Regions from separate parts of the Homo sapiens genome. Here region 1 is linked to region 2. The links are chromatin loops, found by intact Hi-C in ENCODE. Cell type or tissue: B cell. All regions are shown on one strand. Links, peaks and the distances in the headings refer to the core of each region. The heading gives the core; the rest is flanking DNA.

Region 1 (16,276 bases), core at 2,952-10,951, 52 kb before region 2:
TTGGAATCAATCCAGATCCACATTGATAAGCTCTGTAGATAACTCATGAGCACCAAAGTTTGGAACAACTGAACTAAGACATGGTTTCAAATTAGATCTCATACATTCCCAGAAATGCCACTTTTTCTAAATCCTTCTCACCTGGAATATGCATTAGCAAAGCACTCATTTATGAGTGAGATTATTGCTCAGCACATCTTTTCATTTTCGTATTTATAATAAGTATTCATAGCAGATTCTTACTAGCATACTTAAATTACCATAAAGAGTGTATAAAACTTTAAAAATCCCAAGAATGCTTGATGGCATAGTCTTCATAAAAATCTAGAAACTGGAAATCCAGTTGTCAGTTGAATGGAGGAATTTAGACTGCTGACTGTAATTTGAATCACAAACCTAGTACTGTATTCCTAATCAGCATAAACCCTTTTACAGTTGCCAAAATAAAAATAAAGCAAACAAAAATACCTTCTTGATAGATTAAGGCATTTTGTAGTCTATGGATTATATTTTTCCATAATAGTATTTTCTTTTATTTATTTAAAACCCTTAACTTCTTTATTTGAGGTTTTATAAAAATTTTATATTCCTATGACCTCTAATTCTAGTGGAAGTCCAACTTTGAAAATAGCCACAAAAACGTGATAATTTATGATAGCCTAAAAGTATCCTTAATAGCACATAATTTTTTTCTTTCTTTTTAATATTTGAAAATTTGGATAGATATGTAATAAAATAGCATAGAAATATTGATGGTAAGATCTGGGAAGCAGTGTATGGGTATTCACCAAAATATTCTTTCAACTTTGTGTATGTGTGAACATTTTCATGGATCAATAGCTACATATGGTGAATCCCTGCATATTAGACAGCACAGCTCAACAACATGCTCTGCAGTGCCACAGTGCACCCTCAGCCTCAGACAGGCCTTCATGCACTTGACCACCTAAGGTTTGCACTTCCTTTGAGACACCATTCGAAAACCAGATCTTTTCTGATGCCCCACCCCAACACAGATATGATCAGGGCCTTTTTCTTCTGTGCTGTGCCTTGTATACTCCACCTTTGTAGTTTTTATCATGTCGTGTTGAGGGTGTTAGTTTATACAGCTTAGATTCCTACTAAACTGTAAGCTTCCTGAGGACAGGGGCTGTGATTTCATCCCTGCATTCTTAGGTCTCAAATCAGATCTCAACTCAATTATAATCTCCATTGAGAGGCCTTCCCTTCCTGTCCCAAGCTAAGTGAGTTGCCCATTATACATGTTCATAATATCCTGTACTTCTCCAAATCATAACATGCCTTATACTTTATGATAATCATTGGTTTAACTCTCTTTCTTCCCTGCTAGACTATAAGCTCCATGAGGGCATGGACCATTCCTGCCATTCATCCATAGTGTCCCAACATGAAGCACACCACATACGTGATATTCCATAAATATTTGTTAATTGAATGCTTAGCACAGAATAAGTGTTTAGTATGCATTTTTTGAATACATCAATGAATGAGTGTTGTCATCAAAAGGAGATTAGACAAGAAAATGTATGGTAAAGTCTGCACACAACTAATGCTTCAGATACAAACAAACAAAGAGCTTTATAACATAAAGGACATAATATTAAATTTTATCAAAAGAAAAGCTATCCTGTATTAAAGGAAAGGAAACTGTGTATCAGTATCTGTTTTCATCTTTATTTAAAAAAAAAAATGGAATCTTGCTCTGTCACCCAGGCTGGAGTGCAGTGGCGCAATCTTGGCTCACTGCAACTTCTGCCTCCTGGGTTCAAGTGATTCTCTTGCCTCAGCCTCCTGAGTAGCAAGGATTAACAGGTGCTTGCCACCATGCCTGGTTAATTTTTGTATTTTTAGTAGAGACGGGGTTTCACCATATTGGCCAGGCTGGTCTCGAACTCCTGACCTCAAGTGATCTACCTGCCTGGGCCTCTTTTATAATTCTTGAGGTCAGAAGTCCAAAATCAGTTTCACTGGACCTAAATCAAGGTATTGGCAGTGCCGATTCCTTCTGGAGCCTCCAACAGAAAATCCGTTTCCTTGATGTTTTTAGCTTCTAATGGCTCCCATGTTCCTTGGCTTGTGACCCCTTCCTCCTCTCCCAGGTGCATCACTCCAATTGCTGCTGCCAGCATCACATGGCCTGCTCCTCTGTGTAGTATAATCTCTTGCTCTCTCCTTCTTGTAAGAACACTTATGATTATGACATTTAGGTGCTACATGGATAATTGTCCCATCCCCAGGTCCTTAATTTCGTCACACCTGCAAAGTTCCATATAAGGTAGCATTCACAGGTTTGGGGGATTAAGGTGTGGATATCTTTGGGAGCCATTGTTTAGCCTACCACATTGATTTGTTGGAAAAACAAAAAATTCAGGCTGGGTGTGGTGGCTCACACCTGTAGCCCCAGCACTTTGGGAGGCTGAGGCGGGAGGATCACTTGAGCCCAGTAGTTCAAGACCAACATGGGCAAACATGGCATAACCCTCTCTCTACAAAATACACAAAAATTAGCTGAGTGTGGGGGCATGTGATTGTAGTCCCAGCTACTTGGGAGGCTGAGGTGTGACAGAGTGAGAACCTGTCTGAAAGAAAAAAAAATCAGATTAATTTGTTATAAAATTTACAGCATTCCTAGTTTTCAATACTAACTTTTTTTTGGTGAATATATTTGTAATATGGACGAGTAATACAAATATTACAAATATGGACTGGATTAAGGGCACATACACTTATTTCAGAATATTTTGTAGATGTGACTATTGTCAGCCTGGAAGTGCAGACAGAATTTTAGGATCAGGGTATGTATTAGGGAGTTTAGGGAGTGTTTCACCAGTCCACAACTCCCTCCTTCACCCACACACATCTATATCTTACCCTCCCACTCACGGGAGCAGACATATTTTAGTCTATGAGATTTCATCCACATTGACTGAATGAGGAATAAATACACCAAGCTACACTAATTGGATTAGTTCTTGCTAGGAATTTGGAATTTTACATTCAGAGATGTGAATGCTAATCAGTCTTACTTAGCACCTAAAGTCAGGTAATAATCTCTTGCCATACTTATGAAAAAACAGAGAAAAGTGGTCTGCAGAAAGAAAAGAATGAATGTGCAAAGAAAGAGATGAGAGAGCATGTTCTCCTGAAGAGAAAGAAGTGGGTAGAGCACATGGCTTTGAGTTCTTTCTAGGTTCCCCGTTCATCATGAAGTTCAAGGATACATTTGACTCACCAGCTTCCTGAGATAGCCCTACAGTGTTAGAAAACCTCCGTCTACCTTTTCTCCTCCTTCCTCCCTCCTTTCTTCATTCCTTCTCCCTTTCATTCTTTCTCTTTTTCTTTTCCTATTGTTTTAGCTATTTTGAGTATGTATCTATTATTTGCAATTAAAAGTATATTCTATTAGGATAGAGTCTTTGGTGATGACATTATTCTGATATTATGACAGGGACAACAGTTGTGGATTTGTGCTTTGAAATATAGAAATTTCTTGTACATGGAGTCTTAGCTTTGATTAAACAAACTAATCTGTTTTTGAAGTTTTTCTCTTTTTTGAGGGTTTTACTATTTAACAATGAGTTTTACTATTTAACAATGAGTTTCTAGGTGGAATTGCATATTTTGATGAATAAATTAAGGATCCCAATTTATAGAAAAATTCTTTTCTCTACTTTTATTTTATTTCATTATTGTTTCATATTTTTCACTCTGAACCGGCTATCTATAGGTTATGCTGTTGAGACTTAATCCATTTGTGCACAGCTAAGTAAGTCTTTGTTTTCCTTTGCTTTTAAAAAATGGATTTAGATTTGGAACAATCTGTGCTGCGATGATTTCCCTTTGTCTAGAGATTGTTTCAAATTTAGCTGTCAGTGGAAAAACTTTCTCTAAATTTTATCTCCTCATTGTTTGAACACCAATATTTCATGAAAGATAAATTTTTGAGTTGTTTTCTTCTTTTCTGCTTTGAACACTAATTAGGCACAAAGAATATCTAAATGACCCTATGAAATATTAACCTTTATACTTGTAATTTATTAAGAAAAAAATGAGTTTTCCTGTCTGAAAAATAAAGTGGGGGTCTCAGATTTATCTCATAAAGCTTTGTGGGATGTAAAACAGTAATAACAAACAAAACTTGAGCTTTATTTATTTTTTTACTTTTGCTATTTTCTCAAAAAAGCTTATACAATGTAGAAACTCTTCTATGTGTTTGGTTGAACCATATAAAACTACTGACTTTCCCGTATTTTTGACTTAGAAAATTGGCAATTTCATGTGTTCACTCTAAAAGGTTTCTCATCTTAATCACATATAATATTGATCTAGCTGAGAAATGTTGTGCATTATTTTGCTTCCTTTGTCTTTTCTTGGACACTTTCTATTTGGCAAAATATTCATAGCTATCAAATGTATTTTTTGTTCATAGTGGTTAAATGAACAAGTTATTTCTGTTTCTTTACATTTATAAAATTATTTTTCAAAAAACCAGTGGCAGCCATATGTGCTTGTGCAGATTAGATTCTGAGAGATGACTTGTTTTTAACCTTCTTAAACAGTTCTCCTATTTTCACTTCCTTCTCTATGCTTGAATGAGGGACATCTGTTTCTGCTTTCCGTGTTCCTTTGTTACACGAAGTGGAATATCAAAGTTTTCCTCCTTTGACAAGGAAAGAATGCTTTGGTTTTATTTTTTATTTCCTTTTATTTATTTTCATTGGTTTAAAAAATTATAAATGTTGTACAAAAAAAGATGAACTGCTCTCTGAAAAAATTTAAACAATAGAAAGTACAAAGTGAACCTCTCTCATCCAACTGGTCCTACTCCCCAGGGGCAACCATTGATGAGAGTTGGTGTATGCCTTCTAGACCTTTTTATATGCATATATGTAAGTATATATGTGCGTGTGTGTATGTACATATACACACACGCACATATATATATAGTTAGAAATAGGATCATACTTCACAATTTAATGCATTGGAACTTCTGAACATATGCTGGTTGCTATTGTTATTTTTCAACAATTATTTACTGAGCATTACCATATAACAGGCACTGGGTATAAATCAGGGAGGATAAATACACAACACAATTCTTGCCTCAAAGGCTTACAAATCTAGTGGGAAGTTAGTCATGCAAGGTTCAATTACGAGACAGTATGATAATACTGAATTGAAGGTCTCTACAAAGTACAGTAAGGACATGAAAAGAGGGCGGTGCGGTGGCTCACGCCTGTAATCCCAGCACTTTGCGAGGCCAAGGCGGGTGGATCACCTGAGGTCAGGAGTTTGAGACCAGCCTGGCCAAAACGGTGAAACCCTGTATCTACTGAAAATACAAAAATTAGCTGGGTGTGGTGGCACGCACCTGTAATCCCAGCTACTTGGGAGGCTGAAGCAGGAGAATCCCTTGAACACAGGAGGCAGAGGTTGCAGTGAGCCGAGATTGCGCCATTGCACTCCAGCCTGGGCAACAGAGCAAGACTCATCTCAAAAGAAAAACAAACAAAAAAAACGTAAAAAGAGCATTTATGTCTAACACCACTTATGTGCTGATGAGGTTTCACATTTCTAACCTTGACCCCTATTCCACACAGCATTGCCTCTGACCAACGCACTCACTTTATGGCTAAAGAAGTATGGCAGTGGGCTCATGCTCATGGAATTCACTGGTCTTACCATGTTGCTGATTATCCTGAAGCAGCTGGGTTGATAGAGGGGTGGAATGGCCTTTTGAAGTCACAATTACAATGCCAACTAGGTGACAATACTTTGCAGGGCTGGGGCAAAGTTCTCCAGAAGCCCATGTATGCTCTGAATCAGCATCTAATATATGGTACTGTTTCTCCCATAGCCACGATTCATGGGTCTAGGAATCAAGGTATGGAAGTGGAGGTGGCACCACTCACCATCACCCCTGGTGACCCACAAGCAAAATTCTTGCTTCCTGTTCCCATGACATTATGTTCTGCTGGCCTGGAGGTCTTAGTTCCAGAGGGAGGAACGCTGCCACCAGGACACACAACAATCCCATTAAACTAGAAGTTAAGATTGCCACCTGGCAACTTTGGGCTCCTCCTACCTTTAGGTCAGCAGGCTAAGAAGGGAGTTATAGGCTGGGGTGATTGACCCGGACTATGAAGATGAAACAAGTCTACTACTCCACAATGGAGGTAAAAAAGAGTATACATGGAATACAGGAGATCCTTTAGGGCATCCATTAGTATTACCATGCCCTGTGATTAAGGTCAATGGGAAACTAAAACAGCCCAATCCAGGCAGGATTACAAATGGCCCAGACCCTTCAGGAATGAAGGTTTGAGTCACTCCACCAGGAAAAAAAAATACAAACTGCTGAGGTGCTTGCTGAAGGCAAAGGGAATACAGAATGGATAGTAGAGGAAGGTAGTTGTCACTACCAGCTATGACCACATGACCAGTTGCAGAATCGAGGACTGAAATTGTGATGAGTGTTTCCTCCATATTTTGTTAAGAACATGTCTGTGCATGTATACACTTGTACTAAGAAGATACTTTCATTTTATTTCCTTTTTCCTTTATCATGTGACATAAGATTTACAGACTTCATATTAGCATTTAAGTATTGTTAACTTTATGTAATAGTATTTGGGTTGGAGATTGGTGCATTTCTGGTTATATAAAGGATAGTTGTATTACGTTAAGTGTAATTATGACCTTGTTATTGTCCTTATTTGAAGATTACGTATGATCTCAGGAGTTGTGTATGGGTTCAAGTTGTCAAGGGGTGGACTTGTGATGGTTAATACTGGTGTCAATTTGATTGGATTGAACGATGCAAAGTATTGATCCTGGGTGTGTCTGTGAGAGTGTTGCCAAAGATTAACTGAGTCAGTGGACTGGGGAAGGCAGATCCACCCTCAATCTGGGTGGGCACAATCTAATCAGTTGCCAGCACAGCCAAAATAAAAGCAGGCAGAAGAACGTGGAAAGATTAGACTGGCTTAGCCTCTGAGCCTACATCTTTCTCCCAGGCTGGATGCTTCCTGCCCTCAAACATCAGACTCCCAAGTTCTCCAGCTTTGGGACTCAGACTCGCTTCCTGGCTCCTCAGCTTGCAGATGGTCTATTGTGGGACCTCACCTTGTGATCATGTTTATCAATACTCCTTAATAAACTCCCCTTTATATATACATCTATCCTATTAGTTCTGTCCCTCTAGAGAACCCTGACTAGCACAACCCCTCTCCTACTCCAGACACATACAGAAAACTGTCTTGACACTTTCTCATTGATGTCTAACAGGCATAAACTTAACACAATATAAACAGAGCTCTTGATTTTTTCACCCTAAACCTGCTCCTCCCTCTGACTTCCCTCACTTGATAAATGGCACCATCCACCCAGTAGCTTGAGCTAAAACCTTGCAGTCAGCCCAAGGAAAGGAAGGAATCAAGAAATCAAGAAAAAAAGCTGAAACTAAGGAATATCTAATGGGTTTTATCTCCTGGCTAATCTTTTATTTAGCAGGAAATGCTCTTGGTTTCACTTCCAGTTTGTCTGCTTGGCTTCATCTTGGCTGCTACCACTCTCAGCCCACCTCTGCCTTCTCACTCTGAACTGCTGGAGTAGCCTTGTCGCAATCCTTCCTGCTCCTGTGCTAACTCTTCTATAGCCCACTTTCCACAGAGCAGCTAGAGTGAGACCCTTCCATGCCAATCAAGTCATCTTCCTATCTTGCTCACAACCTTATTTTTGCACTTAGCATAAAATCCTAACTTTTTCCCACAGCCTGCAAGGCCCTGCACCATCTGGCTGCTGCCTGTAAGGCTCAGCTTGGTCTACAAGTCCCCTCTGCACTGCTGTCCTGCTATTCCAACATCTTTTCTTGACTTGGAGCATTCTAAGCTCCAGGACCCCTTTATGGAGATTCCTCCATCTGAAGTCCCTTTCCACAGCTCTTCTATGTGGCCAGCTCATTCCCATCCTACAGATCTGCCTTCAAAGCTTTTTCACCCTACCTAAAGTAGCTTCTCCTGCATCAAAACTCTCTCTATCGTGTCACCCTGTTCATTTCCTTCACAGCACTTACCACAATGCGAAATGATCCTAATTATGTATATTAAATGCTTATTTGTTTAATGTCACTATTCTCCCCTTACCTTCCAACCCCCAGACTGGAATGGAAGCTCCCTGAGAGGTTGGACTTTTACTATCTTGTTCACAGCACCTAGAAGAGAACCTGGCACCTAGTAGGTGCTCAATAAATATTTATGGAGTAAATGAAAGAAAAACTGTCCGGGAGAGTTAATGAAGTCTTCACAGGGAAGGTATCTTTTGGGTGAGGGCATGAATAATGAACTCAAATTGGCCAGGTTGACATTCAGGTGAGAGAATACTACATATTCTGAGAATTGGGATATAAAGAGAACACGAGTGGAGAGGGGTGGGAGGGAGGTGATGTCAGAAAGTAAGATAGATAAGTAAGTTGGGAACGGAGAATGATAAGAGTTTTATACTGTGCTAAGGAGTTCAGATTTTATCCTGGAGTGACTGAAGCCAGTGGTTAATTTTGAGCTGTGAGGCCTTCTGTGTTAGTTTTCTATTGTTGCCATAACAAATTACCACCACTTAAAGCAACACCTGCAGGTTAGAAGCCTGATGTGGGTCTCAGTGGGCTAAAATAAACGTGTCAGCAGGGCTGTGTTTCTCACTGGAGCTCTAGGGGAGAACTTGCTCCCAAGCCTATTCAGGTTGTGGGCAGAATCCAGTTCCCTGTGGTGATAGGACTGGGGCCTTGTTTTCTCCCTGACTGCCAACAGCGTGCTGCTCTTAGCTCCTAGAGCCTCTTTTGGTACTTGCACTCCAACTCCTCCATCTCAGAGCCAGGAACAGCATATTGCCCTTCTCTCACTTGATATCTCTCTGACTTCTCCTTCTGCTGCATCCCTCTTCTTCCTCTTCATCTCTGTCCAACTTCAGCTAGAGATAGTCCTCTGTTTTTAAGGACTCATGTGATTACACTGGGCCCATTTCGATATCCCAGAATAATTTCTGTATCTTAAAATTAAACACCGTAATTACTTTGGCATGCAATGTAACATATTCAAAGGCTCCAGAGATTAGGGTGCCTTTTGGGGTGTGTGCGGGAGTACTCTACCTTCACATTCTGTGATCACATTTTCTTATTGGATTACTCAGCAGGCTGTGTGAGGTCATTGAACCAGAATTGAAGGGGGACAAGACTAGTAATATGGTGACTACTCTAGGTCAATAACAATGAAGGACTGAAATCAAATCAGGAAGGGCTGAACTAAGAAATATTTAATAGATTTTTATTTTCAGATTTGGTAACTGATTAGATGTGGGGATTGTGGCCAGGAAGACTCAGGGATGACTCCCAAGTAGTGTCATTTGGTGAGATAGGGTAAGAAGGAGCAGGTTTGAAGGAAAAATGATACATTTCCTGAGGCACTGAAGATAACTCCACATTTTGTTGAAGAGTTATTCATAATTAGAAAATTACTCAAATGGTTATGTTGATCATTTTCAACATAGTATTATTTATAAGGGTTCTTAACATATTTAGAGGATATTATTTTAAAACAAAATTAATTGTATGTACTGACTCCTTTCCAGACTAACAAACAGACCTAAGTCTTTCTTTGCATAAAGTGTGGATAAGATATGTAAAATCCTTTCTTGTATTTGATATGAAAGTAATGCCTGTCTAGCGAATTAAGACATGTAGGTACTGGCACAGGTTTGTTTGTTTGTCCTTAAGAATTTTGTTAAGAAAAGAAAAATCTTTTATTGAGTATTTACTTTTAAACATCTAACTTCATCCTTATAATAAAACAAGTAAAAGGAGATTATTTTTATTCTCATGTTCCGGAAAAGGAAACTAAGCCTAAAGGAGGTTATGTAACTTGCCCTAAATCCCATAACGAGTAACTAATAGAGGTAGAATTCAAACCAGGATTGTCTGATTCCAAACACTATGCTCTTTACCTGGGGCTACAGCACCTTACTCTTGAAGACCAGAGGAGGAGAGAAACTTCCAGACTTCCACTCAGATGCCTTTACCTTGCAGACTGTTTCTTGATCTCTCTGACTACATCATTTTCTTCTCTTCTGCACACCTCCATATAGCACCTTTTGGGTACTTACCCACAGTTGTAATTTACTTGTGCAGGTAAAGTGTATCTCTTCTCACTAGGCTCAAAATATCATAGACTAGGTACTGCAAGGCTTTTGGTTTATCCTTGAATTCTCAGTTCTTAGCATAGGGTTTGGCACATAGTAAATATTCAAAAATTATTTGTTCAGTAAACATATGCATGCATGAATCAATCAGTGAATGAATGTCATTTAACTTCTTTGCACCTCAAGTCTGTGATCTCTGAAATGAAGTAATCAAGACAGATTAATTTATTTCTACATTCAAAACATTTTTATTTTCCTACTAAATGGTCTGTAGTTCCCTTCAGAGAGACAAAAATACAGTAAAAAAAAATCTATACTAGAAGTGTTACATATGTTTATGTCTATGTCTATTTGTCTATTTATAACTATCTATCCATCTATCTTCTATCTAGAAAATTTATTTTCTACCTATAATTAGTAGTTATAATAGGGCTATTAATAAAGCCTTTTAATGTTTTAATGTTGGACAGGTTATTAAATATGTGGGAATATTTGAATTCTAATATGTTCTATTATTGGTGGCATTATCATTGTTGATGTTTTTGAAAGGTATCCTTTTATAGTTGAGGAAATTTTATAGATTCATAAATACAATTGTGTTAGCTTTATATTTTTTCTTTTTTACTACAAACTATGTTCTTTTTTTGTAATAGAAGCTGATAACATGAAGCATTGAATATAAGAGCTATAAAGTATTTATATTTGTTGTGTCTAATTTATTTATTTCTTTTTTTTTTATTTTTTGAAGAGTTTTGCTCTTGTCGCCCAGGCTGGAGTCCAATGGTGCGATCTCAGCTCACTGCAACCTCCACCTCCTGGGTTCAAGCAATTCTCATGCCTCAGCCTCCCAAGTAGTTGGGATTACAGGCACCCACCACCATGCTCGGCTAATTTTGTATTTTTTAGTAGAGACGGGGTTTCACCATGTTGGCCAGGCTGGTCTCGAACTCCTGACCTCAGGTGATCCACCTGCCTCGGCCTCCCAAGTGCTGGGATTACAGGCCTGAGCGACCACGCCCGGCCATTTCTTTTGTATTAGCAGTTCTGTAATTGGAGCTACAGAATGTTACATTTTATTTTCTGCAGGCTATTGCTTGCACTTTTTCTTTTGCTTACTCTGTCTTAGTGTAAATGTATTTCACTTCCTCAAATAGAAAAATTAAAAAAAAATTTTTTCACTTCATGTGAAGGAAGGTTTATTGTTGTAGCTATTTCACTTATTAAAGCTACTTTATACATCTAATATTTTACAATACATTAACAGATAACAGTATTTTAAAGTATCTTCCAGTAGATTTATTATAGTTACAACGTACTTATACTGGGATTGATATTTGGGTGACACTCTTTAATGCATAGAAACTGTCTGGTTTGGGTAAGAATACCCATCTCAAGATAATTTACTTTATCAGTAAAATGCGGCAAGTCTTAAGATAAACAATAACCTCTAAAAAACAGCAATATTTTCACCTGTTATTCTTTATGTGTTGAAAGTGCTGTTGAAAACAATTATTCCAGAATTTTTAAAATAATCTTCTAATAACTGAAAACTGTTCAATACTTGAGTACTTCTTTTATTCAGTGGCATGATCTTGGCTCACTGCAACCTCCACCTCCCAGGCTCAAGGGATTCTCCTGCCTCAGCCTCCCGAGTAGCTGGGATTACAGGTACACGCCACCATGCCTGGCTAATTTTTGTATTTTTAGTAGAGACGGTGTTTCACCATGTTGGCCAGGCTGGTCTCGAACTCCTGACCTCAAGTGATCTACCTGCCTCGGCTTCCCAAAGTGCAGGGATTACAGGCATGAGCCACCGCGCCCGACCAAGTACTATTTTCTATAAGATTATATATTTAGTATTGATGGAGATGGACAAACTGAATGATCCTTTCTTACGAGTATCCTAAACAAGTAGAAAAGAAGCATAGCACAGAATGATTTTGACCTATTGACCTCTGCAACCGAAAGTCTTATGCCTCACTTTCTTTCTTCCACAGTAAACTACCAGTGCCAGGGATGTTCTGAATAGTTCAGAGCAGTTCCCTGAGACCTCCTCTGGGACACTGAAATTCAGCTGTAACAAGTAGCTACAGGAGAAATCCATTCCCATTTAAGAGTATATGGTACCAACAGAAAATGATTGGAGGAAAGGGGAGACATATTGTTGATTTTTTTTCCTCATAATAAAAATGCACATAAGACACTTAAATAAATGGAGAGCAATATCATGTTCAAGAACTAGAAAAGTAAACATTGTTAAGAGGCAATTCTCCCCAAACTGATCAACAGATTCAATGAAATCCTTAACAAAATCTCAGCAGCTTTTTCTTTTTTTTGGTAGAAATTGAAGCTGACCCCAAACTTTATACAAAAATACAAAAAACCTAGAATAGACAAAACAATTTTGAAATAGATGAAAAATGTTGGAGGACTTTTTTTTTTGGATTGCACAAATTTATTAAAATTGGAGACATTGTTTTAATCTTCTTGTGCCATGAGACTCCATCAGGCTGTCTACAAAGACCATTGGGAGGCTAAGGATCACTTGAGCCCAGGAGTTCGAGGCTACAGTAAGCCTCAAAGGGCCACTGCACTCCAGCTTAGGTGAGGCAAGACCCTTTCAAGTGGTAAACTGCATGCTTGCTTGCTGTGGTCATTAAAAACCCTAGTTTAGGATAACAGGTCTGCCTGCATTTCTTCAAGCATGAATTCTGAGTCCTTTGCTTCTTTAAAACTTGTTCCACACAGTGTAGTCAAGCCGACTGTGTTGGAGGACTTTTATATGTTATTTTAAAACATGCTATAAAGATACAGTGATCAGCTGGGCACGGTGGCTCACGCCTGTAATCCCAGCATTTTGGGAGGCCGAGATGGGCAGATCGCTTGAGGTCAGGAGTTTAAGACCAGCCTGGCCAACATGGTGAAACTCTGTCTCTACTAAAAGTACAAAAATTGGCTGGGTGTGGTGGCTAGCACCTGTAATCCCAGCTACTCGGCAGGCTAAGGCAGGAGAATCTCTTGAATCCAGGAGGTGGAAGTTGTAGTGATCCAAGATAGTGTGACTGCCCTCCAGACAGAGTGAGACTCAGTCTCAAAAAAAAAAAAAAAAAGGTACTGTAATCAAAACAATATGATTTTGCCACAAAGGTAAACATATAGATCAATGAAACAGAATAGGGAGACCAAAAATAAATATATGGCTAATTAATTGTTTTTGACAAAGTTGCTGAGCTAAATCAGTAGAAAAGGATTTTTTTTTTTTTTCAGAAAGCAGTGCTGGCATAATTGGCATCTTTATGCAAACAAAACAAAACAACAAGTTGTTTCTTATCTCACCCATACACAAAAATTCACTCAAAATATACAATAGACCCAAATGTAAGAAACTAAAAATGAAAGAACTTTCAGAAGAAAATGGGAAAAATCTTTGTGATCTTGAGTTAGGCAATTCCTTAGATATGATTTTAAAAAGCACAGACGAAGTTTAAAATTGAGAAATTTAACTCCATAAAAAATTAAAGTATTTGTTCTAAGGACACCGTGTTAGTCCATTTGTACTGCTATAACAGAATACCCGATTCTGGGTTAATTTATAAATAGGAGAAATTTGTTTTCTCACATTTCTGGAGGCTGGGAAGTATAAGAGTAAAGCATCAGCATCAGTTGAGGGCCTTCTTGCACAAACAATAATAATAATAACACATTACTATTGTAATTACAAACACTGTTTTAAAAAGTACCATACTGTGAGAAAATATTTACAACATCCAATCAATGACAAAGATTAATATCCACAGTGTTTTTAAAAACACATTTAAAATAGTAATAGAATAACTGAAATATTTAGAAACTAGATAAATTTCTAAAGGGGAAAAATCACTCTCATGCTGCTAGGAGCACATTACCACACTCCCTTCTAGTCTTGTTTTAATACATATTTTAACATGGTTGAAATAACAATTTTATGAGCCTGAAGATTTTTTTGAATTATTTGATGAAAGGCTTTATAAAATCCAATGCTTGGCTAGGCTAGGTGGCTCACGCCTGTAATCCCAGCACTTTGGGAGGCTGAGGTGGGCGGATCACTTGAGATCAGGAGTTTGAGACCAGTCCGGCCAACATGGTGAAACTCTGTCTCCACTAAAAACACAAAAATTAGCAGAGCATGGTGGTGGGCGCCTGTAATCCCAGCCACTCGGGAGGCTGAGGCAGGAAAATCATTTGAACCCAGAGGGTGGAGATTGTAGTGAGCTGAGATTGCACCACTGCACTCCAGCCTGGGTGACAGAGTGAAACTCCATCAAAAAAAATCAAATGCTTAATTATAACATGAAAGGAAAAGACTTCTGGCTAATAATAATGAGTAAAGGGATGCATTTCTTCCATATGAAATGCAGTGAATAACAAATACATATTTCTTTTCACCACTACTCCCTTCCCTTTGTGTCCATAACTAGTGCTTCACCTAAGAAATGCTCCCAGGCTTCTCTTTCTCAGGTCTTTTTTTTTTATCAGTTAATATAGAGCTAAGAAGTCAAAAGATCCCGGATCCTTACTTTGTTCAAGGAATTGTGCTGCTATGCGTGGGCATTTAGCAGTGAACAAAAAATGACAGCCTTACAGAGTCTCTATCTGGAGAGGAAATTAGGCATTATATATAATAAATAATTTATTTATAATAATTAAATAGTACATAATTGAATAAGTAATTAAATCACTACAAGACTTGAGACTAAATCTGAACCCTGTTTTCACTAGTTAACGTCTAAAATGTAAGCCTACCTAAATGTAAGCATTATATCTTTTATGTACCATTATCCCTATAATGATCTGTATTTCCTGGTCCCCAGTTCAGCCCTTCCTCCATTATCCATCTTTTAAGCCCTTTCTATCTGACTTCTGTATCTACTCCAATATCAGTAAATTGGTCTACATTCTCATACTCATCCTCCTCAAAATGATGATTTAATATTGTAGTTCATTGACACTCAGGCCTAGCCCCCTTCCCTTCTCTAGAAGCCCTCCCTGAGTGAGCTCATTCATGTCCATAGTTGTGATCTACATCCTGACAGCTCCCAATTTTCTGTTTTCTACCTTCAGCCCTTGAGCCTCAGACCTATATACACAATTGTCTGCTTGACATTTCCACACATAGTTATCTCAAATTCAACGTTTCCCAAATTCAATTTGTGAGTTTCATCTGCCCCATCCAAAAAAGAAAAAAAAAAAAAACAGAAAGAAGGAAGGAAAAAAAATGATACCATAATCCATTCAGTTCATAAGCTAGAAACACAGGAATCATCATTGTTCATTCTCTCTTTCCTCCTCCAACCCTCATTCAGGATTGAAATAAATTAATAAGTACATTATGAGTCAGGAAGATAGGAATCACTATGCCAGCTTAACTACTGACAAAAGTCCAGAATGAAGAATGTGACTTAGGTGTGTGGTAAAAATCAGCTTGCTAACTTTGAACTCCAGCTTTAGGAAGATTAACCTAGCCAGTCCCTGATGGCACTAAAATACTACAGCCCTCTCCCCACAAAAACAGGATCTTCATTAAAAAGTCTGGCCTCTATGCAGACTGAAAGCACACGCTCCCGGCAGACAGGCCAGTGCTAAAGAAAAGGCAGGAAGACCTGAGCCTCTCAAGCTCAGTTACTGTCCCAAAGTCATTAATCACATGGAAGGAGCAAGAAGCCAGAAAAAGATAAAGAAAATTTCTCTTCATGGAAAGCAGAGGAATCCCCTCCCAATACAATGCAATACTAAAGCCTATTGATTTTATGTCCAAAATATCTCTGACAACATTACCTTCTCTCCTTTTCTATTACCACTTCCCTGATTCAAGCTAACATCATCTCTCACCTAACCCTCTGCAGTAGACTTCTCACCATTTTAACTACGAAAACATCAATTTTTACCTCCTTTCAATCTTTTTTCCATGCATCATCCACAGTGATATTTTCACAATGCAAATCTGATCATATTTTTTCTTTTCATCTTTTCCACCTCCTCTCTTAAGCATGGCTCTTAGCATAAAGACCCAAATTGTTTGCATAGTCCT
Region 2 (16,276 bases), core at 3,316-11,315:
TGCGCAGAAATGGGTATGAAAAGACTTTCTCATTAACATTTGGATTGTGAATGCTCGAGTTTATAAATGAAAATATTTACTCTATATAAAGAAGTTTTGTCTTTTGGAATTTGTAATAAGTTCATTTAATATACTCTTGCTCCAGGGATTTCAGTATTTGTCTTGAAGAAATAATAAAATCTCACCTGTCAACTTTTCTTATTGTAGCTTTTGTGAAGTATAGAAGGCTAAAGCAAATTGGTTAAATTAGACATTGAAAAAAGTATATGATTATTATCTCCAAAATATTGAGACTTTACACATAACAGCTTTTGGGGGCTAGATTTAGAAAATCACTAACATAAAACAATTAGAATGTTCTTAATTATAGTTTTCAGAACTGACTATGTAGAAAAAAATACACTCAAGTTTGTGTTCTATGTTTACATGTTGTTTTGACAAAAATGAATGTTATGTTTGAATTTAGTTTTGGGAGATTTCAGTTTTTTTGTATTCAGAAAAGTCTTGTTTGTCTGGTTGTATTTCCCCCAATTTTCATAACTTTTATTTAACTGGGTTAGTTGTCATACAAAATTCAGCTAATGCTCCACTAGGGGTAGGGTTGCATATACATAGAGCACAGATATGGCTTCTACTCCAAAGAGCTCATGATCTAAGATATAGCTTGAAGAGTACTTAACTATGAAACATTTAAATTACTGAGCTGACAAAATAAAATGAATGATCTGTAATAAGATTAATAAAGCTTTTTGACAAAAATAATTTTTTACCTAGATTTTGAAGAAGTGGTGTGTATAGGTTGGTGGAAAGGGAAGGAGATAACAGCTAGGGGGAAGAGCATGTTAAAAAAGCACAGATATTTTGGGATGCTGAGGCAGGTGGAGCACCTGAGGTCAGGAGTTTGAGACCAGCCTCGCCAACATGGTGAAACCCAGTCTTTACTAAAAATACAAAAAAAAAAAAAAAAAATTAGCCAAGCGTGATGGTGGGTGCCTGCAATCCCAGCTATTCGGGAAGCTGAGGCAGGAGAATCACTTGAACCTGGGAGGTAGAAGTTGTGGTGAGCTGAGATTGTGCCACTGCACTCAGCCTGGGCAACAGAGTGAGACTGTGTCTCAGAAAAAAAAAAAAAAAAAAAGGCACAGACATGAGAATTGTGGAATGCAAGCGTTTTCCTTGGTTAGAGTCTATTTTAAATGCATATAATAAAAAGTAATAAGATTGTGGCATGAGCTGGAGGGATCTAAAGAAGTTTGGATTAGAAATTGGAAATAAGGAGTTCTACTGAAGATCATTGAATAGAATTACATGAAGAAATATGATTAGCAGCCAGATACAGCGTGATTGGAGGGAGATTGAAGTGAGGAAGGCCAGTTGGTGATTATTATCTTTGTGAGTGGGAAGGGTATATTAAGAGTAAGGATGCATAGTTTTAAATAAGTCAAATCAAATATTGTGGCTCCTCAGTTTGTAGTGCAGAGCTAAAATAAGAATGAAAGAATTTTACTATCTTCTGGTATTCAAAATAAATGGAGATAGAGTTTGCATATGACTTACTAGCACTAATTGAGGTATGCCTTTTTCTTAAAAAAACTGGCTTGGCCTTTTTTTTCTGTTAAGTTTACTTTGAAAACCAATAAAGTTATGCTATAATGGTGTTTTCCTAAGTAAAAAATATTTAAGGTAACTGGTAAGAAGAGCTTGTACTTGTATGCTGAATTTTGAGTTAAAATTCTGTATTTTAGCCATGGCTTAAGAGACATTATAATTTGTATTGGAGCTGGCAGGAAAACAGGAAATAATAAAAATTAACAATGTGGACTACATATTTATATTTGTTTTTAAATAGATACTTGTTTTAAAATTTAGGAACATTTGGGAATACTCTGCTTTTATAGGAAAATAATGTTCTTAAAATGTAGAGTTTTTAATAATTCCTAAATTGAGTGTACCTTATGGTTTATTATGGGTAAAGGTCATTTTTAAAATAGAAGAATTAGAAAAACAGGAAAAATAGAAGTAATACAGTTTTTTAAATCCTCTTTTTTTTTAAGAGTTAGGAAATAGAACAGAAGCTTGGGAACTAATAGTTTTAGAGTTTTAAGATACCACGTTTTAGTATAACATTTACATTTTAAACATTCTCACAGTTAATATAGGCTTAACTTGGAAATATTAAGCTTTTAGGATTTAGTATGTAGTAGTTCTCTGCTGGCACTAAGTCTTTCCCCTTCGCTCCTTTCCAACAGGTATTGCCCAAGCTCTCATAAGCCGTTCTTTTCTTTCTATTATGATTATTATTTTGTAGAGATGGGGTCGCACTTTGTTGCCCAGGCTGGTCTTGAACTCTTGGGCTCAAGCAGTCCTTTTGGCCTCCCAAAGTGCTGTGATTACAGGTGTGAGCTGCTGAGACCAGCCTTTTCTTTTAATTCTGATGGTCAGTACTGATGAAGTCCTTTCCAGCTTTGGGTACACAGCCTTCTGTTATTCCTGCTGTCAATTTTTTGTCTTTCTACTGTGCTTTTCAACCTTGGTTATTCATGTATCACCTTCATCTGTGCGATTATTACCATTTAACTGCAGCAAGTAAAGACGTTAATAGTGAGGTTTTTGGGAATGTGGTAAAACCGGGAGGTATATTTGACTTTGTCCAAGTTATCTGATGAGGCAGATCAGCTAAAGCAAAATACAGTGGGTTGCTCCCTACTATCACTGGGACCTAGAGATTTCATCTACATCTCTGAAAAATGGGGTTTCTGTATGATAGTATGGGTGAGAAGGAATGACAGCAGAACTATCAACTGTTTTCTGATTATCCTGATGAACTAGTGGTATAGGAAGCTTTTCTGAAAACGCTGCTCTGAATTGCTTGCTTAAGTAGTTGCTTTTTTATTCCTGTGTATGGCTCCAGAGTTCTTGGGAATAGCCCTACCTCCATTTGTTTGTAGATGAGAGAAAGCTGAACCTTCTGCTGTCAGTGGAGAAGGCCTAGAATTAGTCTAGAACTGGTGCTATAGGGCCCTGGAATGCTTCAGGAATTGGTGGCTGCAGGGACCTCTGAAGGAATTGTCTAAAAGTCTGTATAACAAGTAAGCAACACTCATGGTTTCAGGAATGGATCTCTTGCCTCATCCAAGTTTTCTTCTTTGACATTCAACCTGAGGATCTCTGTACTTGAGAACAGTAGGCATAGTTCAGGTTAAGGGCATCATACTGGAAAACAGGGAGAATTAAATAAAAATCTGCATGTTGATCTGAGAGTTATTCCCAGTCTCTTTTTCCCTCCCAGTTCTGAGAATACTGGCTGACAAGTTCTTGCCCCATCTAGCTGTGAGATTAAAAGATTCATCCTGTGACAGCAAACTGCTGAGATCAGGAAAAATATCTAACTGATAACAGATGTGGCCCAGATTGATAATCCTACAGTATGTCTACTCATTAAGACAGAATCCCTAGGCAACTTTTAAGTGCCTCAATCTTAAATATGAGATTAAGGATCACCAAACATTTGAGGATAACCTTAATATGAAAGAGAAGAGGGAAATGGAAATACTTCAAGAAGAAGACAAGTTTTTGTAAAAAGTTAACTGATTTCTTCAGAAGTAAAGGTATTGCATCTTTGAAACAAGAAAGGATGCTATGAAAAAGCAGTGCCCAGAAAACAAGAGCTTCTAGAAATTTAGAATATGAAACACTTCATAGAAGAGTTGGAAATTCAGAATATTAAATTCTTAGAGGGTTGGAAGATAAAGTTGAGAAAACTCCCACGGAGGAGGACAAAAAGAGTTGTAAAGTGGGAGAAAATAAGAAAACTAGAGGATCACACTTGCATGCACGTTCAACATATGAAAAGTAAGAATTTGCTGGGCGCAGTGGCTCACGCCTGTAATCCCAGCACTTTGGGTGGTCGAGGTGGGCGGATCACCTGAGGTCAGGAATTCAAGAACAGCCTGGCCAACATGGTAAAACCCTGTCTCTGCTAAAAATACAGAAATTAGCAGGGCATGTTGGTATGCACCCGTAATCCCAGCAAATCGCTTGAACCTGGGAGGTGGAGGTTGCAGTGAGCCGAGGTGGCGCTACTGTGCTCCAGCCTGTGCAACAGAGCGAGACACTGTCTCAAAAAAAAAAAAAAAAAAAAAAAAAAAACAAAATGGGAGAAAATGGAAGAAATTAAGAATAATTGAACAAGAAATGTGAATTTCCACAGTGAAAGGGCTCATGAATGCTCAACATGGTGACTGAAAAAAAAGAACCACATCAAGATACATCATGGTGAAATTTCAGACACCAGAAATAAAGGGAAGATCAAGAAAGCTTTCAGGAATGGAGCACAAAGAAGGGATTAGAAATAGGTAGCATTGGAAAGTAATCAGTAATGGAATAATACATTCAAAATCCTGAAGGAAAGTTATTTCCAAACTATTCATTCTATACCTTACCAAGCTATCAAGTGTGGGAGGAGGCTAAAAATATGAAACATGAGGTTGTTAGAATATTTACTTCAAAAGTACTATATCAGGAACTTACTAGAAGGCACAGGCTCCATCAAAGTGATGGGTTAACTAAAAAGAGGGGGGATCCAGAAAGTAGGATGCATTACAGGAGAAGAGTGAAGAGAATTTCTAGGATGATTATGAAGGGAGATTCAAGGATAGGGCTGTACAGGAGGTCTGAAGAGTAATCAGTTCAGCTTGGGATAGGAGGTTGAAGGGATCTAGATGGCATGTCTTTAGAGAAAAAAAAGACTTTTTTGGTTTAATTCATAAGGGATATTTGTTGGTAGTTTTCTTGGGATAACTTTGTCAGATTTTGGTATGAGGGCAATATTGGCCTTATAGGAGTGAGTTAGGAAGTGTTCCCTCCTATTTTTTGGAAGAGTTTGAGAAGGAATAGTGTTAATTATTGAAATGTTCCCCAGATTCCAGGGAAGCAGTCTGGTCATGGATTGTTTGTTTGTTTTTATGAGACAGAGTCTTGCTCTGTTGCCCAGGCTGGAGTGCAATGGCACAGTCTTGGCTCACTGCAGCCTGGAACTCCTGGGCTCAAATGATCTATCCTCCTGCCTCAGCCTCTGAAGTAGCTAGGACTACAGGTGCTGTCCGCCGTGGTTGGCTAGGTCCTGGGCTTTTCTTTGTGGGAAGTTCTCTCTACTTGTTTTAGGTCTATTCAGATTTCCTATGTCATCTTTAGTCAGTTTCAACAGTTTGGGTTTTTCTAGGAATTTGTCCATTTCATCTACACTATGTAATTTGTTGGCATACAGTTGCATAGTGTTCTTTTATAATCCTTTTTATTAATATAAGGTTGGTAGTAATGACTCCTTTTCCATTCCTCACTGTAGTGATCTAAATCTTTTCTTAGTTGAGCTAAAGGTTTGTCAATTTTGTTCTTTTCAAAGAACCAACTTTTGGGTTGATTGATTTTTTTTTTCTCTACTGTTTTTCTGTTCTCTATTTCTGCTGTGTTCTTTATTTAATTTTTTCTTTTGTCTGCTTTGAGTTTAGTTTGTCTTTTTCTAATTTCTTAGAAAATTAGGTTATGGATTTAAGATTTTTTTTAATGTAGTCATATATAGCTATAAATTTCCCTGTAAGCATTGCGTTTACTTCATCCCATAAGTTTTAGTATGTTGTGTTTTTGTTTTCATTTTTCTCAATATACTTTCTGATTTGCAATGCAATTTCTTTGGCTTACTGGTTACATAGATGTTTGTTGCTTAATTTCCACATATTAACTTACCAATTTCCTTCTGGTATTGATTTCTAGTTTCATTCCATTGTGGTCAGAGAACGTACTCTCTATGATTTTTATTCCTTTAAAATTTATTGACACTTGTCTGATGGCCTAACACCTAGTACATACTAAAGAACATTCCTTACTCTGCTGTTGTTAGGTGGAGTATTCTGTAGAGTTTATAGTGTTCAAGTCTTCTATTTCCTTGATCTTCTATCTATACTATCCATTACTGAATGTGAAGTATTAAGGTTTCTAACTATTATTTTTGAATTATATTCTGCCTTTCAATTCTGTCAGTTTCTACTTCATATATTTTGGGGTTCTCTTATTAGGTGTACACATGTTTATAAGTGGCATGTAATTTTGATGGATTGACCTTTTTATTGTTACAAAACATTCTCTGTAGTAGCAATTTTTTGTCTTAATGTCTGTTGTTTCTGCTGTGAGAATAGCTGCATCAACTCTCTTTTGGTTACTTTCTGCATGGTATAACTTTTTTTATCTTTTACTTTCAGTTTATTTGTATCTATTTAATCTCAAGTGTGTCTCTTGTAGCCAGTTATAGTTGGATTATGTTTTTTACCCCTTCTGCCTATGTGCTTTTTGTTTGGAGTGCCTGATTAATTTCCATTTAATATAATTACCAATAAAGTGGAATTTACATCTGCTATTTTGCTCTTTGTTTTCTATGTGTCTCATTGTTTTTTGGGGTGGTTATTCCTCTAGTCCTGTAGTGCTGCCTTTTGTGTTAAATAGATATTTTCAAGTGTATCACTTAAATCACTTGTTTTGTACTGTATACTTTTAGTTCATTTTTGTAGTGGTTGCCCTGGGAATTATAATTAACAACTTAATTTTAGTCTAGTTGAAATTAATACTGTAAATTTTAATAATATACAAACATTTTGCTCCTATATAGCTCTATTCCCTCTCCTTCCTTCGTGCTGTTATTGCCATACATACATCCTTTTATACCTTTTAAATCAGACAGGAGAAGAAAAAGTTACAAAGAGAAAACAGTTATACTGTCTTTTATATTTACCTATGTGGTTACCTTCACCATGCTCCTTATTTCTTCAGATGGATTCAGATTGCTATCTAGTGTTCTTTCATTTCAGCCTGAGGGACACTCTTTAGTATTTGTTTAAATCTGTAAATGTCTTAATTTCTCCTTCTGTTATGAAAAATAGTTGTAGAATTCATGGTCGAGTCTTTTTCTTTCAGTACTTTGACACCATTGCCATCCGGCCTCCATGGTTTCTCATGAAAAATTAGTTGTTAATGTTACTAAAGTTGTTTGTCTGTGACAAGTTGCTTCTTTCTTGCTTCTTTTAGGATTCTCTCTTCCTTTTTCAGCAGTTTTATGATGATGTGTCTAAGGTGTAGATCTCTCTGGGTTTATCCTCTGTGTAGTTCCTTGAGCTTTTTTGGATGTTTAGGTTAATGCTTTTCATCAAACTGGGGGAATTTTTAGTCACATTTCTTTAAATGCTCTTTCTGCCTCATTCTTATCTCCCCTCTTTTGTAGAACTCCTATTAGGTATACAATGGGATGTTTAATGTTGTCTCACAGGTTTCTTAGGCCCTATGGATTTTTAAAATTGGTTTTTCTTTCTGTTCCTCAGACTGGATAATCTCAGTTGATCTATTTTCAGGTTTGCTGACTTTTCTAGTAAATTGTTCATTTTAGTTATTGTGCTTTTCAATTCTACAATTTGTTTTTTTCTCATAATTTTTTATCTTTTATTGATATTCTCATACTTTCTTTTAGTTTTTTAGACATGGGTTTCTTTTAGTTATTTGAATATGCTTAAAGTAGCTGATTTTAAAACATTGTCTTGTTTAGTCAGTCCTATGTCTGGGTTTCCTCAGGGACAGTTTTGTGAACTGCTTGTCTCTCCATGTGTATGAACCATACTTCCTTCTTTTTTTCTTTGTATTTTTTTTTGATATTATTATACTTTAAGTTCTAGGGTACATGTGCACAATGTGCAGGTTTGTTACATATGTATACGTGTGCCATGATGGTGTGCTGCACCTATTAACTCATCATTTAGCATTAGGTATATCTCCTAATGCTATCCCTCCCCCAGGCCCCCACCCCACGACAGGCCCCAGTGTGTGATATTCCCCTTCCTGTGTCCAAGTGTTCTCATTGTTCAATTCCCACCTATGAGTGAGAACAGGTGGTGTTTGGTTTTTTGTCCTTGCAATAGTTTGCTGAGAATGATGGTTTCCAGCTTCATCCATGTCCCTACAAAGGACATGAACTCATCCTTTTTTATGGCTGCATAGTATTCCATGGTATATATGTGCCACATTTTCTTAATCCAGTCTATCATTGATGGACATTTGGGTTGGTTCCAAGTCTTTGCTATTGTGAATAGTGCCGCAATAAACATACGTGTGCATGTGTCTTTATAGCAGCATGATTTATAATCCTTTGGGTATATACCCAGTAATGGGATGGCTGGGTCAAATGGTATTTCTAGTTCTAGATCCTTGAGGAATCACCACGCTGTCTTCCACAATGGTTGAAGTAGTTTACACTCCCACCAACAGTGTAAAAGCATTCCTATTTCTCCACATCCTCTCCAGCACCTGTTGTTTCCTGACTTTTTAATGATTGCCATTCTAACTGGTGTGAGATGGTATCTCATTGTGGTTTTGATTTGCATTTCTCTGATGGCCAGTGATGATGAGCATTTTTTCATGTGTCTTTTGGCTGCATAAATGTCTTCTTTTGAGAAGTGTCTGTTCATATCCTTTGCCCACTTGTTAATGGGGTTGTTTGTTTTTTTTCTGGTAACTTTGTTTGAGTTCATTATAGATTCTGGATATTAGCCCTTTGTCAGATGAGTAAATTGCAAAAATTTTCTCCCGTTCTGTAGGTTGCCTGTTCACTCTGATGGTAGTTTCTTTTGCTGTGCAGAAGCTCTTTAGTTTAATTAGATCCCATTTGTCAATTTTGGCTTTTGTTGCCATTGCTTTTGGTGTTTTAGACATGAAGTCTTTACCCATGCCTGTGTCCTGAATGGTATTGCCTAGGTTTTCTTCTAGGGTTTTTGTGGTTTTAGGTCTAACATGTAAGTGTTTAATCCATCTTGAATTAATTTTCATATAAGGTGTAAGGAAGGGATCCAGTTTGAGCTTTCTACATATGGCTAGCCAGTTTTCCCAGCACCATTTGTTAAATAGGGAATCCTTTCCCCATTTCTTGTTTTTCTCAGGTTTGTCAAAGATCAGATGGTTGTAGCTGTGTGGTATTATTTCTGAGGGCTCTGTTCTGTTCCATTGGTCTATATCTCTGTTTTGGTACCAGTACCATGCTGTTTTGATTACTGTGGCCTTGTAGTATAGTTTGAAGTCAGGTAGCGTGATGCCTCCAGCTTTGTTCTGTTGGCTTAGGATTGACTTGGCGATGCGGGCTCTTTTTTGGTTCCATATGAACTTTAAAGTAGTTTTTTCCAGTTCTGTGAAGAAATTCATTGGTAGCTTGTTGGGGATGGCATTGAATCTATAAATTACCTTGGGCAGTATGGCCATTTTCCCGATACTGATTCTTCCTATCCATGAGCATGGAATGTTCTTCCATTTGTTTGTGTCCTCTTTTATTTCGTTGAGCAATGGTTTGTAGTTCTCCTTGAGGAGGTCCTTCAGATCCCTTGTAAGTTGAATTCCTAGGTATTTTATTCTCTTTGAAGCAATTGTGAATGGGAGTTCACTCATGATTTGGCTCTCTGTTATTGGTGTATAAGAATGCTTGTGATTTTTGCACATTGATTTTGTATCCTGAGACTTTGCTGAAGTTGCTTATCAGGTTAAGGAGATTTTGGGCAGAGACGATGAGGTTTTCTAAATATACAATCATGTCATCTGCAAACAGGGACAATTTGACTTCTTCTTTTCCTAACTGAATACCCCTTATTTCTTTCTCCTGCCTGATTGTCCTGGCCAGAACTTCCAACACTATGTTGAATAGGAGTGGTGAGAGAAGGCATCCCTGTCTTGTGCCAGTTTTCAAAGGGAATGCTTCCAGTTTTTGTCCATTCAGTATGATATTGGCTGTGGGTTTGTCATAAATAGCTCTTGTTATTTTGAGATACGTCCCATCAATACCTAATTTATTGAGAGTTTCTAGCATGAAGGGCTGTTGAATTTTGTTGAAGGCCTTTTCTGCATCTATTGAGATAATCATGTGGTTTTTGTCTTTGGTTCTGTTTATATGCTGGATTACGTTTATTGATTTGTGTACGTTGAACCAGCCTTGCATCCCAGGGATGAAGCCCACTTGATCATGGTGGATAAGCTTTTTGATGTGCTGCTGGATTCGGTTTGCCAGTATTTTATTGAGGATTTTTGCATCGATGTTCATCAGGGATATTGGTCTAAAATTCTCTTTTTTTGTTGTGTCTCTGCCAGGCTTTGGTATCAGGATGATGCTGGCCTCATAAAATGAGTTAGGGAGGAGTCCCTCTTTTCCTATTGATTGGAATAGTTTCAGAAGGAATGGTACCAGCTCCTCCTTGTACCTCTGGTAGAATTTGGCTGTGAACCCATCTGGTCCTGGACTTTCTTTGGTTGGTAGGCTATTAATTATTGCCTCAATTTCAGAGTCTGTTATTGGTCTATTCAGGGATTCACCTTCTTCCTGGTTTAGTCTTGGGAGGGTGTATGTGTCCAGGAATTTATCCATTTCTTCTAGATTTTCTAGTTTGTTTGCATAGAGGTGTTTATAGTATTCTCTGGTGGTAGTTTGTATTTGTGTGGGATCGGTGGTGATATCCCCTTTATCATTTTTTATTGTGTCTATTTGATTCTTCTCTCTTTTCTTCTTTATTAGTGTTGCTAGTGGTCTATCTATTGTGTTGATCTTTTCAAAAAACCAGCTCCTGGATTCATTGATTTTTTTGAAGGGTGTTTTGTGTCTCTATCTCCTTCAGTTCTGCTCTGATCTTAGTTATTTCTTGCTTTCTGCTAGCTTTTGAATGTGTTTGCTCTTGCTTTTCTGGTTAATTGTGATGTTAGGGTGTCAATTTTAGATCTTTCCTGCTTCCTCTTGTGGGCATTTAGTGCTATAAATTTCCCTCTACACACTGCTTTAAATGTGTCGCAGAGATTCTGGTGTGTTGTGTCTTTATTCTCGTTGGTTTCAAAGAACATCTTTATTTCTGCCTTCATTTCGTTATGTACCCAATAGTTATTCAGGAGCAGGTTGTTCAGTTTCCATGTAGTTGAGCGGTTTTGAGTGAGTTTCTTAATCCTGAGTTCTAGTTTGATTACACTGTGGTCTGAGAGACAGTTTGTTATAATTTCTGTTCTTTTACATTTGTTGAGGAGTGCTTTACTTCCAACTATGTGGTCAGTGTTGGAATAAGTGCGATGTGGTGTTGAAAAGAATGTATATTCTGTTGATTTGGGGTGGAGAGTTCTGTAGATGTCTGTTAGGTCCGCTTGATGCAGAGCTGAGTTCAATTCCTGGATATCCTTGTTAACTTTCTGTCTTGTTGATCTGTCTAATGTTGACAGTGGGGTGCTAAAGTCTCCCTTTATTATTGTGTGGGAGTCTAAGTCTCTTTGTAGGTCTCTAAGGACTTGCTTTATGAATCTGGGTGCTCCTGTATTGGGTGCATATATATTTAGGATAGTTAGCTCTTCTTGTTAAATTGATCCCTTTACCATTATGTAATGGCCTTCTTTGTCTCTTTGGATCTTTGTTGGTTTAAAGTCTGTTTTATCAGAGACTAGGATTGCAACCCCTGCCTTTTTTTGTTTTCCATTTGCTTGGTAGATCTTCTTCCATCCCTTTATTTTGAGCCTATTTGTGTCTGTGCACGTGAGATGGGTCTTCTGAATACAGCACACTGATGGGTCTTGACTCTTTATCCAATTTGCCAGTCTGTGTCTTTTAATTGGAGCATTTAGCCCATTTACATTTAAGGTTAATATTGTTATGTGCGAGTTTGAGCCTGTCATTATGATGTTAGCTGGTTATTTTGCTCATTAGTTGATGCAGTTTCTTCCTTGCATCGATGGTCTTTACAATTGGGCATGTTTTTGCAGTGGCTGGTACCGGATGTTCCTTTCCATGTTTAGTGCTTCCTTCAGGAGCTGTTGACAGGCCTGGTGGTGACAAATCTCTCAGCATTTGCTTCTCTGTAAAGGATTTTATTTCTCCTTCACTTATGAAGCTTAGTTTGGCTGGCTATGAAATTCTGGGTTGAAAATTCTTTTTGTTAAGAATGTTGAATATTTGCCACCACTCTCTTCTGGCTTGTAGAGTTTCTGCCGAGAGATCCACTGTTAGTCTGTTGGGCTTTCCTTTGTGGGTAACCTGACCTTTCTGTCTGGCTGCCCTTAACATTTTTCCTTCATTTCAACTTTGGTGAATCTGACAATTATGTGTCTTGGAGTTGCTCTTCTCGAGGAGTATCTTTGTGGTGTTCTCTGTATTTCCTGAATTTGAATGTTGGCCTGCCTTGCTAGGTTGGGAAAGTTCTCCTGGATAATATCCTGCAGAGTGTTTTCCTACTTGGTTTCATTCTTCTTGTCACTTTAAGGTACACCAATCAGGCGTAGATTTGGTCTTTTCACATAGTCCCATATTTCCTGAAGGCTTTGTTCACTTCTTTTTACTCTTTTTTCTCTAAACTTCTCATTTCATTTCATTCATTTGATCTTCAGTCACTGATACCCTTTCTTCCAGTTGATCAGATCGGCTACTGAAGCTTGTGCATTCATCACGTAGTTCTCGTGCCATGGTTTTCAGCTCCATCAGGTCATGTAAGGACTTCTCTACACTGGTTATTCTGTTAGCCATTTGTCTAGTCTTTTTTCAAGGTTTTTAGCTTCTTTGCAATGGGTTTGAACTTCCTCCTTTAGCTCAGAGAAGTTTGATTGTCTGAAGCCTTCTTCTCTCAACTCGTCAAAGTCATTCTCTGTCCAGCTTTGTTCTGTTGCTGGCGAGGAGCTGCGTTCCTTTGGAGGGGGAGAGGCGCTCTGATTTTTAGAATTTTCAGCTTTTCTGCTCTGTTCTTTCCCCATCTTTGTGGTTTTATCTACCTTTGGTCCTTGATGATGTAGATGACGTAGAGATGGGGTTTTGGCGTGGATGTCCTTTCTGTTTGTTAGTTTTCCTTCTAACAGTGAGGACCCTCAGCTGCAGGTCTGTTGGGAGTTTGCTGGAGGTCCACTCCAGACCCTGTTTGCCTGGGTATCAGCAGCGGAGGCTGCAGAGCAGCAAATATTGCTGAACAGCAAATGTTGCTGCCTGATCATTCTCTGGAAGCTTTGTCTCAGAGGGGTACCTGGCTGTGTGAGGTGTCAGTCTGCCCCTAGTGGTGGGTGCCTCCCAGTTAGGCTACTCAGGGATCAGGGACCCACTTGAGGAGGCAGTCTCTCCATTCTCAGATCTCAGACTCCGTCCTGGGAGAACCACTACTCGCTTCAAAGCTGTCAGACAAGGGCATTTAAGTCTGTGGAGGTTTCTGCTGCCTTTTGTTCGGCTGTGCCCTGCCCCAAGAGGTGGAGTCTACAGAGGCAGGCAGGCCTCCTTGAGCTGTGGTGGGCTCCCCCCAGTTCGAGCTTCCTGGCCGCTTTGTTTACCTACTCAAGCCTCAGCAATGGTGGGCACCCCTCCCCCAGCCTCGCTGCTGCCTTGCAGTTCGATCTCAGACTGCTGTGCTAGCAATGAGCGAGGCTCCATGGGCGTGGGACCCTCCAAGCCACGCGAGGGATATAATCTCCTGGTGTGCCGTTTGCTAAGACCATTGGAAAAGCGCAGTATTATGGTGGGAGTGACCCAATTTTCCAGATGCCGTCTGTCACAGCTTCCCTTTGCTTGGAAAGGGAATTAATTCCCTGACCCCTTGCACTTCCCGGGTGAGGCGATGCCTCGCCCTGCTTCGGCTCATGCTTGGTGGGCTGCACCCACTGTCCACCACTCCCCAGTGAGATGAACCCGGTACCTCAATTGGAAACGCAGAAATCACCTGTGTTCTGCATCGCTCACACTGGGAGCTGTAGACTGGAGCTGTTCCTTTTCGGCCATCTTGGAACCGCCCCCCTCCCCTTTTTTTTTTAATATCTTGTAATTTTTTGTTGAATACTGCACATTTAAAATAATGTCACAACTCTGATAATCAGATTCTCCTCTCTGCCCCAGCGTTGTTTGTTATTTTAGTGATTTTTTTTTTGAAACTAATTCTATGAAATCTATATTCTTTGTCACATATGGGCACTGAAATCTCTGCTCAGTTGGCTTAGTGGTCAGCTAATGATTGGACAGAGATTTCATTAAATGCCTGGGAGCAATAAATCTTTTTGTTGAAGTTATGTGTGTGTTGGGATGCTCCTTCAACACTTAACCAGGCAGTTTACAACTCTGCCTTACTTTTTACTTCCTGCTTGTGTAGAGCCTCAGGTTTAGCCAGAGGTGAGCACTTAGGTCTTTCCTGGGCGTGTATACAGCCCTTTCTGTACATGTGGCTCTCTAGAGTCTCAGGAATATGTTGGAGCTTTACAAAGCCCCCAGCTTTTCTTTTTAAAGCTTTTAGTCTATTGTTTGCCTCAGCTGTTCTTCTCTCCCTCAGCCAGCTGCAATATGAAACAATTACCTCTGATTGTTTTTGACAAATGTCCTTTGGTTGTCCTAGGGTATTGGGGGAAGCTTTTTATACTAGGTAAGTGCTGAGTCAGGTCAAATTAAGATAGCTTTGCGAGTAGAGCCTTCCAGGAGACCACCAGATGTGTTAAATAATGACAGTTCTCTGGGAATGAGGTACTAAAAGAGCTCCAAACCTCTTCTGTCTTTCCTAGTGCCTGCCAGGCTGTTGGGTTTTTGTTTTTAGTTATAAAGCAGTGGGGCCTGGCTCTGTGCTCAGGCTGGAGTGCAGTGGCATGGTCATAGCTCACTGCAGCCTCAAAGTCTTGGGCTCAACTGATCCTTTGTCTTCAGCCTCCCGAGTAGCTGGGACTACAGATGCATGCCAACATGCCTAATTTTTAAACATTATTTAGAGACGGGGTACCACCATGTTGCCCAGACTGGTTCCAAGCACTTGGACTCAAGCATTTCTCCCACCTCAGCCTCTCAAGTAGTTGGGATTATAGGCATAAGCCACTGGGCCTGATCCCCCAGGCTGCTAATTTTCAAAGCTACTGTGGGGGAGAATGGGAATAGGGCAAGATAAGATGCCTTAAAGTGTGCTGGTCTTCCCAAATAAGATTCAGCCATCTATCACTCTTCCTAGATTGCTCCAAGCCTTTGGCTAGTTTCCAGAGTTCACAGAATGTTGATTTTCACAGTTTTTGCCAGTGATCTTGCTGGGTTTATGGAGGAGATGATTTTCGAAGGTTCTTATTTTGAAATTTTTGCTTATATCCTACTGTTGAGTTTTGGGAGTTTTAAATTATTTTAGATATGAGTCTTTTGTTAAGTATATAGTTGGCAAATATTTTCTGTTATTCTAGAGGGTATGTAGGGTTATCTCGTAGTGATTTTTATTTTGCATTTCCCTGATTCCAAATGTGACTGAGTACCTTTTAATATATGTATTGCCAGGTTTTATAAATGTTTTGTGTGTCTTTGGAAAGAATGTGTGCAGTATTTATGTGTCTGTGTCTTAGTTTGGGCTACTGTAACAAGTACTATAGACTGGGTGGCTTACAAACAACAGAAATTTATTTCTCACAGTTCTGGAGATTGGAAGTCTGGGATCAGAGTGCCAACATGGTCAGGTTCTGATGAGGGCTCTGAGCCTCTGATGTCATGTTTTTGATTTAGTGTTGTTACTACTTTCCTTCCCCTTTTAAAACTCTTGTTGTTTATCTGCTGGCCACAAACCCAATTTTTGTTTTCTGAAAATAACTTTTTTTCACCTCATTTTTGAAGGATAATATCATTGGATATAGAAGATGTTGTTTCAGTATCTCCATTTTTTCTGATAGGTCAACCATTAACAGTATTGTTGTTTTTGATATGTAACCAGTCATTTTTCTTTGGCTGCTGTCAAGGTTTCTCTTTGGCTTTCACCAGCTTGACTATGATATATATGCATATGTGGCTCTTTGTGTATATTCTGCTTGGGTTTGTTGAGATTCTTGGATTTGTTAAGTCAACATTTTCTACTGAATTTGAAATGTTTTGGCCATTATTTCATCAACAAAAAATTTTTTATGCTCATCTCATTCCTTTCTTTTTGGGACTTACATATATGTTGGACTGCCTAATAGTGTCCTACTGGTCTCTTAGGATATGTTTATTTTTCTTTAGTTATTTTACTTTCTGTTCTTTGGATTAGACAGTTTTATTTCCCTGTCTTCAAACTCACCAATTCTTTCTTCTGCTATCTCTAATCTTCTGTTGACTCATCTGAGGAATTTTTTATTGTAGTTATTGTATTTTTCAGCTTTTTCTTTTTTTTAAGTTTCTGTCAATTGTTTGAACATAATTTCTTTTAATTTTCATAACATACTTAGAATAACTGCTTTGAATTAATTCAGGTAGACTCAGAATCAGTATCTGTTGATTTACTTT

Evidence for each region. A loop is a pair of places that touch in the nucleus more often than their neighbours do. Peaks named below come from ENCODE experiments on the same cell type or tissue, not always from the same donor. Only the 100,000 strongest peaks of a DNase experiment are listed, where the experiment ranks them.
Region 1: it touches region 2 in a loop (1.8-fold over the local background); 3 of 110 quality-filtered maps call a loop at or near these places.

What each region holds. Positions count from the first base shown.
Region 1 is chr1:91,046,302-91,062,577 of GRCh38, reverse strand. No RefSeq gene overlaps it. Among named protein-coding and RNA genes, the nearest start is that of ZNF644, 32 kb to the right of the region's middle. In B cell, for the core only: no CTCF peak of the experiment used is centred there; DNase peaks (open chromatin) are centred at 4,597 and 7,567; H3K4me3 peaks cover 1,339 bases; H3K27ac peaks cover 3,633 bases.
Region 2 is chr1:90,995,099-91,011,374 of GRCh38, reverse strand. All of the region lies in intron 1 of ZNF644 (zinc finger protein 644), which reads left to right. Among named protein-coding and RNA genes, the nearest start is that of ZNF644, 19 kb to the left of the region's middle. In B cell, for the core only: no CTCF peak of the experiment used is centred there; no DNase peak of the experiment used is centred there.